Linked DNA regions of Homo sapiens: region 1 is linked to region 2. Evidence: read pairs that join two places in POLR2A ChIA-PET (ENCODE). Cell type or tissue: PC-9. All regions are shown on one strand. Links, peaks and the distances in the headings refer to the core of each region. The heading gives the core; the rest is flanking DNA.

Evidence for each region. Peaks named below come from ENCODE experiments on the same cell type or tissue, not always from the same donor. Only the 100,000 strongest peaks of a DNase experiment are listed, where the experiment ranks them.
Region 1: POLR2A ChIA-PET joins it to region 2 with 6 read pairs; 2 of 35 experiments call an interaction of 5 or more read pairs at or near these places.

The regions. Positions count from the first base shown.
Region 1 is chr16:21,719,749-21,725,127 of GRCh38, forward strand. It overlaps OTOA (otoancorin), which reads left to right. Exons shown (of 29, transcript NM_144672.4): 18 at 3,157-3,230. Among named protein-coding and RNA genes, the nearest start is that of OTOA, 58 kb to the left of the region's middle. In PC-9, for the core only: no CTCF peak of the experiment used is centred there; no DNase peak of the experiment used is centred there.
Region 2 is chr16:21,625,984-21,631,362 of GRCh38, forward strand. All of the region lies in intron 4 of METTL9 (methyltransferase 9, His-X-His N1(pi)-histidine), which reads left to right. Among named protein-coding and RNA genes, the nearest start is that of IGSF6, 24 kb to the right of the region's middle. In PC-9, for the core only: no CTCF peak of the experiment used is centred there; DNase peaks (open chromatin) are centred at 818 and 5,048; H3K4me3 peaks cover 1,077 bases; H3K27ac peaks cover 5,000 bases.

The DNA of each region.
Region 1 (5,379 bases), core at 136-5,135, 94 kb after region 2:
TTCATAAGGGACAGTATTTTGTGTGTTCATAATTATGTTCCCGTGGGATGGAAGGTACTCCTTCAGCTAATATTCCAACACTTTCCAGGAGTAGCTGTGAATGCAAACAGTACTCTGAGAACATTTTCTTTCTCACTTAAAACTTCATTTTCTAAAAGGTTATGGAGGCTATTTAACCTTTGGGGAGACTAGAAGCAGTAACTGATTTCTTTTTTTTTTTTTTTTGAGACACAGTCTTGCCCTGTCACCCAGGCTGGAGTACAGTGGCATAATCATGGTTCATTGCAGCCTCAACCTCCTGGGCTCAAGAGATCCTTCCGTCTCAACTTCTTGAGTAGCTGGAACTAAAGGCACACACCACCATGCCTGGCTAATTTATTTATTTTTTGCAGAGATAGGGTCTTGATATGTTGCCCAGGCTGGTCTCAAATTCCTGGGCTCAAGTGATCCTCCTGCCTCAGCCTCTCAAAGTGCTGGGATGACAGGCATGAGCCACTTCACCCAGCCAGTGACTGATTTTTCAGTGTCTAAGCTAGTAAACACAGGCCTTACAGCATTTGAACTTTTGGTGTGAACCGCTGGCTTACAGACTCCTGTAATGGATATTAAAAAGCACCTTCTCAACTCTGGCCTTGTGTTTCAGACCAGAATGAAGAATTTCCAAAGAGTAAATTATCTCCCAGAAAACCAGGAAGCATAGAGTGCTTGGTGTATAATCCTTCAAGATCATTACAGGAATATGCAAAGTTTTAATGAAGCTCTCTCATTCCCTTGGACTGTTAATTCTGTTAGTGATTCTCAAAGTTGAGCTTGCATCAGCATTGTGTGGAAGGCTGTAAAAACACAAATTGGGGGCCCCACTCCCAGAGTTTTACATATAGTAGGTAAGGGGTGAGGCCTAATACTTTGCATTTCTAATCAGTTTGCTGGTACAAACCACTGAACTATATTAAAAGACCTGCCCAGGTGGGCAAGCCAATAACTGAGCAAATGGATGGAAGCTAGACCTGCTTTGAGGAAGACCTACATGTTCGAGCAGGAAGAGTTGCCCCAGTGAAGGTGCTTTCCTAGGCTTCCAGCTCTCAGAGCCTTCAAATACCAGTTAATTAGAAAATTTGCCTTTCTCGTTTATATTTTTACTAAAACACATTATTATTATTATTATTATTATTATCATTATTATTATTATTGAGACAGGACCTTGCTCTGTTGCCCAGGCTGGAATGCAGTGGTTCAATCTCACTGCAACCTCCGCCCCTGGGTTCAAGTGATTCTCCTGCCTCAGTCTCCTGTCTAACTGGGATTCTAGGTGCGCACCACCACACCTGGCTAATTTTTGTATTTTTAGTAGGGACGGGGTTTCATCATGTTGGCCAGGCTGGTCTTGAACTCCTGACCTCCAGTGATCCACCAGCCTCAGCCTCCTAAAGTGCTGGGATTACAGGCATGAGCCACCACGCCCATTCTGAAAACACATAATTATTACACACACACACACACACACACACACACACACACACACACACACACAAACAACCAATACAGAGAAAGTAAAATTTCCCCAAATTTTCCCCAGAGCAGTTGTTCTCAACAGAGTACTGTTTTGCCCTCTTAGGGGACTTTTGGCCATGTCTGCAAACATTTTTGGTTGTCACAACCGGAGCAGAGCTACTGGCCTCTAGTGGGTAGAGGCCAGGGGTGGAGCTCAACATCCTACAATGCGTAGGACAGCACCACTACACAGAGGTACCTGGTCGAAAATGTCAATAATACTGAGGTGAGCAACTGTGTTTCAGAGGTAACTATAAAGAACAGTTTGCTATTACTTTTGAGAGTTTTCTTTTATATATAAAATATAGGCCGGTCACAATGACTCATGCCTGTAATTCTAGCACTTTGGGAGGCTGAAGTGGGAGGTTCATTTGAGGATAGGACTTTGAAACCAACCTGGGAAACATACAGCAAGACTCTAACTCTACAAAAAAATACAAAAATTAGCCAAATATGGTGGCACATGCCTGTAGTCCTAGCTACTTGGGAAACTGAGGCAGGAGGATCACTTGAACCTGGGAGTTCAAGGTGGCAGTGAGTTATGATGGAGTCACTGCATTTCAGCCTGGGTGACAGAGTGAGACTCTATCTCTAAACCAAATTTTAAAAAAGTATCTATATGTAATATAAAAACCACAAGTGGGCCGGGCACAGTGGCTCACGCCAGTAATCTTAGCACTTTAGGAGGCCGAGATGGGTGGATTACTTGAGGTTAGGAGTTCGAAACCAGCCTGGCCAACCTAAAAAAATTTTTAAAAAATACAAAAAAAAAACCCCAAAAAAACCCACTAAAAATACAAAAAAAAAAAAAAATTAGCCGTGCATGGTGGGGGGTGCCTGTAATCCTAGCTACTCGGGAGGCTGACGCAGGAGAACTGCTTGAACCTGGAAGGCGGAGGTTGCAGTGAGCTGAGATTACACCACTGTACTACAGCCTAGGTGACAGAGTGAGACTGTCTCAAAAAAAAAACAAAAAAAAAAAACACAAGTGAGCTCATACTATACATGCTGTTCTGTTTATATATATAGCTAAGATATATATATGTATAAAACTATATATATAGTTAAGCTATATATAACTATATGTATAGTTAAGCTATATATAACTATATGTATAGTTAAGCTATATATATAGTTTAACAGAATTGTGTGTACAATATGAGCCCATTTGTGGTTTTTACATTATATATAATATAACTATATATATGCACATGCATAAAATAGCACAGACATCATTTAGTGTTAATATATATATAAATCTACCTTATTAAAACAAAGTAGGTGCACTATTCCATTGTATGTATATACCATAATTTACTTAACCAATCCCCTGCTGAGGAACATTAAAATTATATCTCCCTTTCTTGCAGATATAAGCAAAATTGCGATGAGCATTCTCACACTTAAATGTCCGTGTTCATGTTTGTTATTACCTCAGCGTTCTCATCCATAAACTGGGCACAGTAGTGGTACTTACATCATAGGGTGCTCTATTGCATAAATGAACACGTATGAAGCACTTAGAATAGTACCTGGCACATGGAAAGCACTGTGTTTGTTCTTCTTCTTACTGCATTAAATCCCCAGAACTGCTTAATCTTTCAGGTTAATTGTTTGGCGTGGAAATACTGGGAAGTTTCCAGATTGTCTATGCCACCTTTCCTCTTGGCTGCACTCCCGTAAGTGAACATCAGCCCCCACCTTCTGGCTCATCAGTGAGATCGGTGGGAATCACTGAAGTCAAAATGATTCTCTCCCCACTGGGTTTTCTTCAGGAACCAGAGGCAGAGTGGAGGATGCCTTAGAGAGTTAAGCCCTTGAGATCCAGGATTTCAATTCTGAGTATCACACAGACATTTGAGACAGACCTTCTTGCTTTTCCTGTTATCTAAAAACCAAGCCAAAGCAACCCAAGCCTGAATGAGTGTCAGTGAGGCAGGTCCCATCTGGCCTGGCTTTGCGGCTGTGCCAGGCTCCAGGGGAATCAGAGTTGAGGGGAGCAGTAGGCGTTTCTCCTGGCATGTGTGAGCTTTTGGGCCTGCAGGGTGGCCCTGCTTTTCAAACATGATCTGGACATTGTTTCTCTCCTTCTCTCCTTCTTTATTTCCCTCTACCTTTTTTTGCTCTTATTGTCTTCGTTCATTCAAAAAAAAAAAAAAGTTCATTGAGTACTTGCTGTGTGCTAGTTCTCAGATAGCTAAATTTTCTATCTGAAGATTTAGAAATTCCTATTAATTTATAAGACCTTATAATCTCATGGTGGGAGAGGGAATAGACAAACATGAAGCCAATTATATCAGGTTGATATTTGGTTGAAAGCAACAGAACTGAAACTGAAACTGGCTTATGCAATAAAAGGGAATTTTTTGTTCAGGTAACTGGAAAGTTCAGAGAGGGACTTCAGGCATGGCTCGATCTAGGGGTGCAAATGATGTCATTTGTCTCTTGTCCCAGCTTTTCTCTGTTGGCTTCACTATCAGGCAAGTTGTTCCTCTGTGGGAACCCTGGAAGATCTAAGGTTAAATTTTCCCAGTTTCATATTCAGGGAAAATAGAAAAATGTTCTCTTCCCATCATTCTCAATACACATCTTGGGTTTGACTCTCATTGACCTTAATTGGGCGAATTTGTTTTCCTTGAACCAATCAGTGAGGTTGGGAGGATGGGTAACTTTGACTGACTTCAATCTGTATTGCACCCCTGGAGCTGGAGAGAAACCACAAGGACTTAGAGTGAGGGAGATGGTTCTCCAAGAAAAACTAGGTGCTTTCCAAGAAAGCCAGGTGCTGTTACACACCTCTGTTAGGACAGAGGTGGAAGAACATGTTTGGGGGAAGATGTTGAATCTGGTTCTTGAACAGTCAAGTGGTGGGTTTGACTAGGCCAGATGGGTTTCATGCAGCCTTTCTCAACTTTTTTATTGCCTTCCAAAGGAGAGGCAAAGGGGAGGGATAATGAGGACTGGACATAGAGGAGGGAATATCACCCATAGACTGGAGAGACAGGGGAGACCGAACTAATGCTGGATAGAGAGTTTAAGATGGACATTCCAGGCAGTGGAATGGGGATGTCCGGTTCAGCAGTGGGTAAGAAAAGCCAATCACTCTGGGAACACATGGGGGTATATCTGCAGAGTAGATAGGGGAGAGAAGGCCAGAGAGTTAAGGGACATCAGATCATGGGGGCTTTGTAAAGTGAGGTGTTTCACACATATTCTGTGTGCAGCCATCAGATTTATATTTCAGAAAGATCATAGCCACTACCCACATAGAGGATAGAATGCAGGGAGGCTGAATGGAAAGAAGGGAGACAGCTGAAGATTATTTCAGTAACCCAGATCTTGGCATGGCACTTCTACCACTCATTCATGTCTCAGCTCAAATGGAACTGCCTTAGAAGGGGCTCGTTTGATTATCCCCATTGTCATTCTCTTTTACAGAGCCATTTTATTTTCTTCCTTACATTAATTAATTAATTAATTAATTTATTTATTTTTGAGACAGAGTCTCCCTCTGTCACCCAGGCTGGAGTGCAGTGGTGTAATCTTGGCTCATTGCAACCTCCGCCACCTGGGTTCAAGAGATTCTCCTACCTCAGCCTCCCCAGTAGCTGGGATTACAGGTGTGCGCCACCACGCCTGGCTAATTTTTGTATTTTTTGGTAGAGACAGGGTTTCACCGTGATGGCCAGGCTGGTCTCAAACTCCTGACCTCAGATGATCTGCTTGCCTCGGCCTCCCAAAGTGCTGGGATTACAGGCGTGAGCCACCATGCCAGCTATTAATAGCTCAAATGTCTTGTTTTGTTCACTGGTTTCTGTGTTTCTTCTC
Region 2 (5,379 bases), core at 285-5,284:
ACCTCGTGGGTTCAGGCATTCTCCGGCCTCAGCCTTCTGAGTCCCAAGTAACTGGGACTTCAGGCACATGCCACTATGCCTGGCTAATTTTTGTATTTTCAGTAGAGATGGGGTTTCGCCATGTTGACCAGGCTGGTCTCTAACTCCTGATCTCAGGTGATCCTCCTGTCTCTGCCTCCCAAAATGCTGAGATTACAGGTGCGAGCCACCATCCCTGGCTGAAAAATCTTCAGATTTTCTATTTCACTGCCTCGATTGACCTTGACTTCAGAAACTCTTAAGAGCTCACAGACATTTTGAAGAAATCTATTAGGATTTTGCAAATGTCATTATTATCAAATATGAAAATCTATGTCTTAAGGAATAATGCCCGTTTCATATAACCATTGGATTCTGTGTGGATTTGTGGTGTCACAAATTAATTTAATTTCTTGTATGTGTTTTTTCTCCCCAGATCTTAGTGCCTTCAGATTTAATGCTTGTCTTAATATTTACCAAATGGTTTCAGATTTGTGTTGATAATGGGGAAAATGGGGAATTCTTTCGATATAGAAGGGTGTGGAAAAGAGCAGAGAGAACAGATCTCCCCTTTCCCATCTTAGATCTCCATTTTTATGTTCCTGTTGTCGAGTGGTTTGTCATGGTAAAGAAAAAATGCTTTTAAATGTGAGTGTATATATATCATCTATATGTTGCAAAATGTCCTCCTTCGTGATTCAGCAACCTGATCTTACTTCAGTGCTACTCCTTCCTGTGTAATTAAGCCTCAGCTCCAGCTCTCTGTATTGCACTCACTAGTCATCAGGTTGGAAGGTCCTGGGTTCCTGTGTCCTGTTGGGCAACCGCATGATAGAACTTTAATGCTACTTCCTGGCATAGCAGGAGATGAAAGAGCAGGGGGAAGAAACATCAATCTAACCACGAATTTTATTTCCTTGTGTTTCTGATGCTAAAAATGGAGAGGAAGTCAAACTAGACAAGAGGGAAGTCTCCATGAAGTGTGGAAAACAAGCTCCTTGATTGTGGATGTGCAGAGCTGCCTGTTGAGTCTGAGGAGTCTGGCATGTGACACACTGCAGACCTGAGACAAGAAGCCTTGTTGCTATGGGTGACTTTTAGTGACCTATAAATTTTGCAGGCGCGCCACGGCACTCTATTATTGCTTTCTTTCTCTGAGTCACTAATTAGATCCTGATGATTTCCATGTGAAACCATGAGGACTGGGAGATGCAAAATGGTTTTGCTGTGTAGATTCATGAATGCTGGACTGTTGGAGGATATCTGAGTGTGCTTTGCATACTTGGCTTAATTTGTTTTTTTTTAACTAAAAGTAGTTGTAGGTGAAATGATTACTTAGGTAATTGTTTTGGTAAATGGCTTGAAGTTGAACCACAGCAGTTTTGCTATTTGGAAAAAAAATGAAAAAAATACCATTCTAATTTCAGTTTATTTGGTTTACTGACCCAGTTTTGGCTAGGGGTTATTGAATCTAGTGAGAATTATTTTAAGCACCCCCCAAAGAAGGAAAGATATGAAGTCAAGAGAAGGATAATTATATTGTAAAAATAAAAATTTAATGATGTTTAATTTTTCAAAATTGTAATTTTTATTAAAAAGTAATTCAGTAATTAAAAAAAAATACTTCAAGCAACTTACTAGAGGGTTTACAATAAAAAGTTTCTGGGCTGTGCGTGGTGGCTCATGCTTGTAATCCCAGCACTTTGGGAGGCCAAGGCAGGCAGATCATGAGGTCAGGAGATCGAGACCATCCTGAGTTAACACAGTGAAACACCATCTCTGCTAAAAATATAAAAACAAAATTAGCCGGGTGTGGTGGTGGGCGCCTGTAGTTCCAGCTACTGGGGAGGCTGAGGTGGGAGAACGGCGTGAACCCAGGAGGCGGAGCTTGCCGTGAGCCGAGATTGCACCACTGCACTCCAGCCTGGGTGACAGAGCCAGACTCCATCTCAAAAAACAAACAAAACAAAAAAAGTTTCTCATCCAGTCCAGTTCCACAATCTTGTTCAGGTTTCTTGAATATTCTTTAAAAGATAGTCTATGTAAATGTAAGTCTGTATGTACATTAAAAAAATTATACAGGCAGTTCCCAATTATAAATAACTTCTGTTGCCTTTTTCCACTTAAATGTATCTAGGAAAGTAGTTCTTACCAGCACATATGTCTCCACATGGTTGTCTACATGTAAGCTGTAGATGCTGGAGCTGGCGTGGACTGGTTCATGAGAGCTGATTGTTGTTTTGGTAGGAATTTAAGTGAACTGGTTGTTAAACATGGCCATTATTGAAATTGACCATGATGGGAGTATTTACACTATAGAAATTGGCAAACACTGCAAATAGCCATTTTCTTCTCCAAGCTGGTAGTTACACATTTACCAGCACACCACTAGATGTATAACTTTACTAGAGGAGGTCTCTAGATAGCAATTTGCTTAGTAATGTTTAAAAACAAAACACCCTCCCCTGTCCTCCCCCACTTTTTTTTCTTTCTTTCTTTTTCTTTCTTTTCTGAAAGGGACTTGCTCTGTTGCCCAGACGGGAGTGCAGTGGTGCTGTCACAGCTCACTGCAGCCTTGACCTCCTGGGCTCAAGCTATTCTCCCACCTCAGCCTCCTGAGTAGCTGGGACTACAGGTGCATACCACCACACCCATCTAACTTTTGTATTTTTTTGGTAGAGAGGGCGTCTGGCGGCGTTGTCCAGGCTGGTCTTGAACTCTTGGAATCAAGTGATTGGCCTGCCTTCGCCTCCCAGCGTGTTGGGATTATAGATGTGAGCCACTGCACCTGGCCTTGTTTCTAACTTTAATGAAAATATTACTACTTTAAATATGATGCTAATTTTTTTTTTTTTTACTTGAAGTTGCTGTTGTTTGGCTTGAGATGTTTCTTTTTTTTTTTTTTGGAGATGGAGTCTCACTCTGTCACCGAGGATGGAATGTGGTGGCACGATCTTGGCTTACTCACTGCAACCTCCGCCTCCTGGGTTCAAGTGATTTTCCTGACTCAGCCTGCTGAGTAGCTGGGGTTATAGATGTGTGCCACCACACCCGGCTCATTTTTGTATTTTTAGTAGAGACAGGGTTTCGCTATGTTGGCCAGGCTGATCTTGAACTCCTGACCTCAAGTGATGCCCCCTCAGTCTCCCAAAGTGCTGTGATTACATTTCCCTCTTAAAGTTGTGTTATAGACTGCGTGTTTGTTTGTGTTCCTCCCAGATATATATTTTGAGGCCCCCACCCCCCATCGTGATGGTATTAGGAAGGGGTCTTTAGGAGGTGATTAGGATTAGATGAGATCATGAGAGCAGAGCCTTCCTGAATGGGATGAATGCCCTTTTAAGAGTTCCGAGAGACCTTGCTTCTCTCTACCTTCTGCCATGCAAGGATACAACAAGAGGTCAGCAGCCTGTACCTAGAAAGAGGGTCCTCACCAGAACTCATAAATTTCTATTGTTCTGTGTCTGGAATTGGTGGGTTCTTGGTCTCTCTGACTTCAGGAATGAAGCTACAAACCTTTGCGGTGAGTGTTACAGTTCATAAAGGCGGCCTGTCTGGAGGTGTTAGTTCCTTCTGGTGGGTTCCTGGTCTTGCTGGCCTCAGGAGTGAAGCTGCAGACCTTTGCGGTGAGTGTTACAGCTCTTAAAGGTGGCACGGACCCAAAGCGTGAGCAGCAGTAAGATTTATTGCAAAGAACGAAAGAACAAAGCTTCCTCAGCATGGATGGGGACCCAGCAGGTTGGTGCTGCTGGCTTGGGTGGCCTGCTTTTATTCCCTTATCTGGCCCCACCCACAGCCTGCTGATTGGTCCATTTTACAGAGAGCTGATTGGTCCATTTTACAGAGAGCTGATTGGTCCGTTTTGACAGAGCGCTGATTGGTGCGTTTACACCTTTAGTTAGACACAGAGTGCTGATTGGTGCGTTTACAATCCCTTAGCAAGACACAAAAGTTCTCCAAGTCCCCTACCTGATTAGCTAGACACAGAACGCTGACTGGTGCGTTTACAAACCATTAGCTAGACACAGAGTGCTGATTGGTGTGTTTACAAACTTTTAGGTAGACACAGAGTGCTGATTGGTACATTTACAAACCTTTAGCTAGACAGAAAAGTTCTCCAGGTCCCCACCCGACCCAGAAGCCCAGCTGGCTTCACCTCTCAATGGCACTGGCTGCGGGACTTTGCGGCACCTAGCCTGGGCACTCCGACAGCCCAGTGGGAGCTTGTCCCCCGATCAAGCCCAGCAGGCGCTGGCTGGTGGCGCCAAGTGCGGGGCCTGCCGAGCCTGCGCCCACCCGGAACCCACGCTGGCTCCCGCCTGCACCTCTCCCTTCACACCTCCCTGTGAGCAGAGGGAGCCGGCTCTGGCCTCGGCCAGCCCCAGAGAGGAGGCCCCTACAGTGCAGCCGTGGGCTGAAGGGCTCCTCGAGCACAGCCAGAGCCGACGCCGTGGCCGAGGGGGCGCCGAGAGCGAGCGAGGGCTGCTAGCACGTTGTCACCTCTCAATCCCCCGTCTAAACAGGATACCCCCAACTGCTGTTGGGAATTTGGCTGATGACCACTCTAGCTACTTCCTGCTGGATAGGGGCGAAGAAGGGGCCCTGCAGTTGTAGTGTCCTCCAGAGGGGAACTCTTTAGGCCAGTGGAAGGGCCAGCGGGTTGGTCCAGGGGTCCTCGGTAGAAGTTGTTAGTTGAGCTCATTTGGGGTTCCATTTGTAAGACCATCTATAGCTTGATGGCCTCCATTCTAGAGGAAACAAATTTGACAAGAAGGTTAAAATTACAGGGCCCAAAGGTGAGTAACAGCAAGATGGCTGCCACAGGACCTAGAAAGGGGAGAAGCCATGTTGCCCAACTCCAGAGGTTGGTACAAGAGTTTGAAAGGTGGTGTCTGATTTCAGAAGCCTTTTCCTGTAAACGCTGGGCGGCATCTCGTACTATCCCTGCCTGGTTAGTGTAAAAACAACACTCTTCTCCTAAGAAGGTGCAGAGTCCTCCCTTCTCAGCAGTGAGGAGGTCTACGCCTCAGGGGTTTTGGAGAGTCACTATTGCCAGAGAGTCTATTTGGGATTGTAGAGTATGGATAGATTTTGTTATTTCTTGCAAACTATCTGAGAAATCCTTTGATAGTGTGTAATAGTAGGATAATGAAGTAGATAAACTGGCTATTCCGGTTCCTGTAGCAGTAGCCATTCCTAACCCTATAAATAGGGGTATTAGTTGTATGGCTCTGTGCTGACGGACTTGAGCTTTGAAGAGTATTGATAGGGTCTGATTTCCACAAGATTAGAAGTTAGGATAATATATGTTTACACTGTTAACTTTTAGCAAACTTTACTTTTGTTGAAAACCTTTTAAGT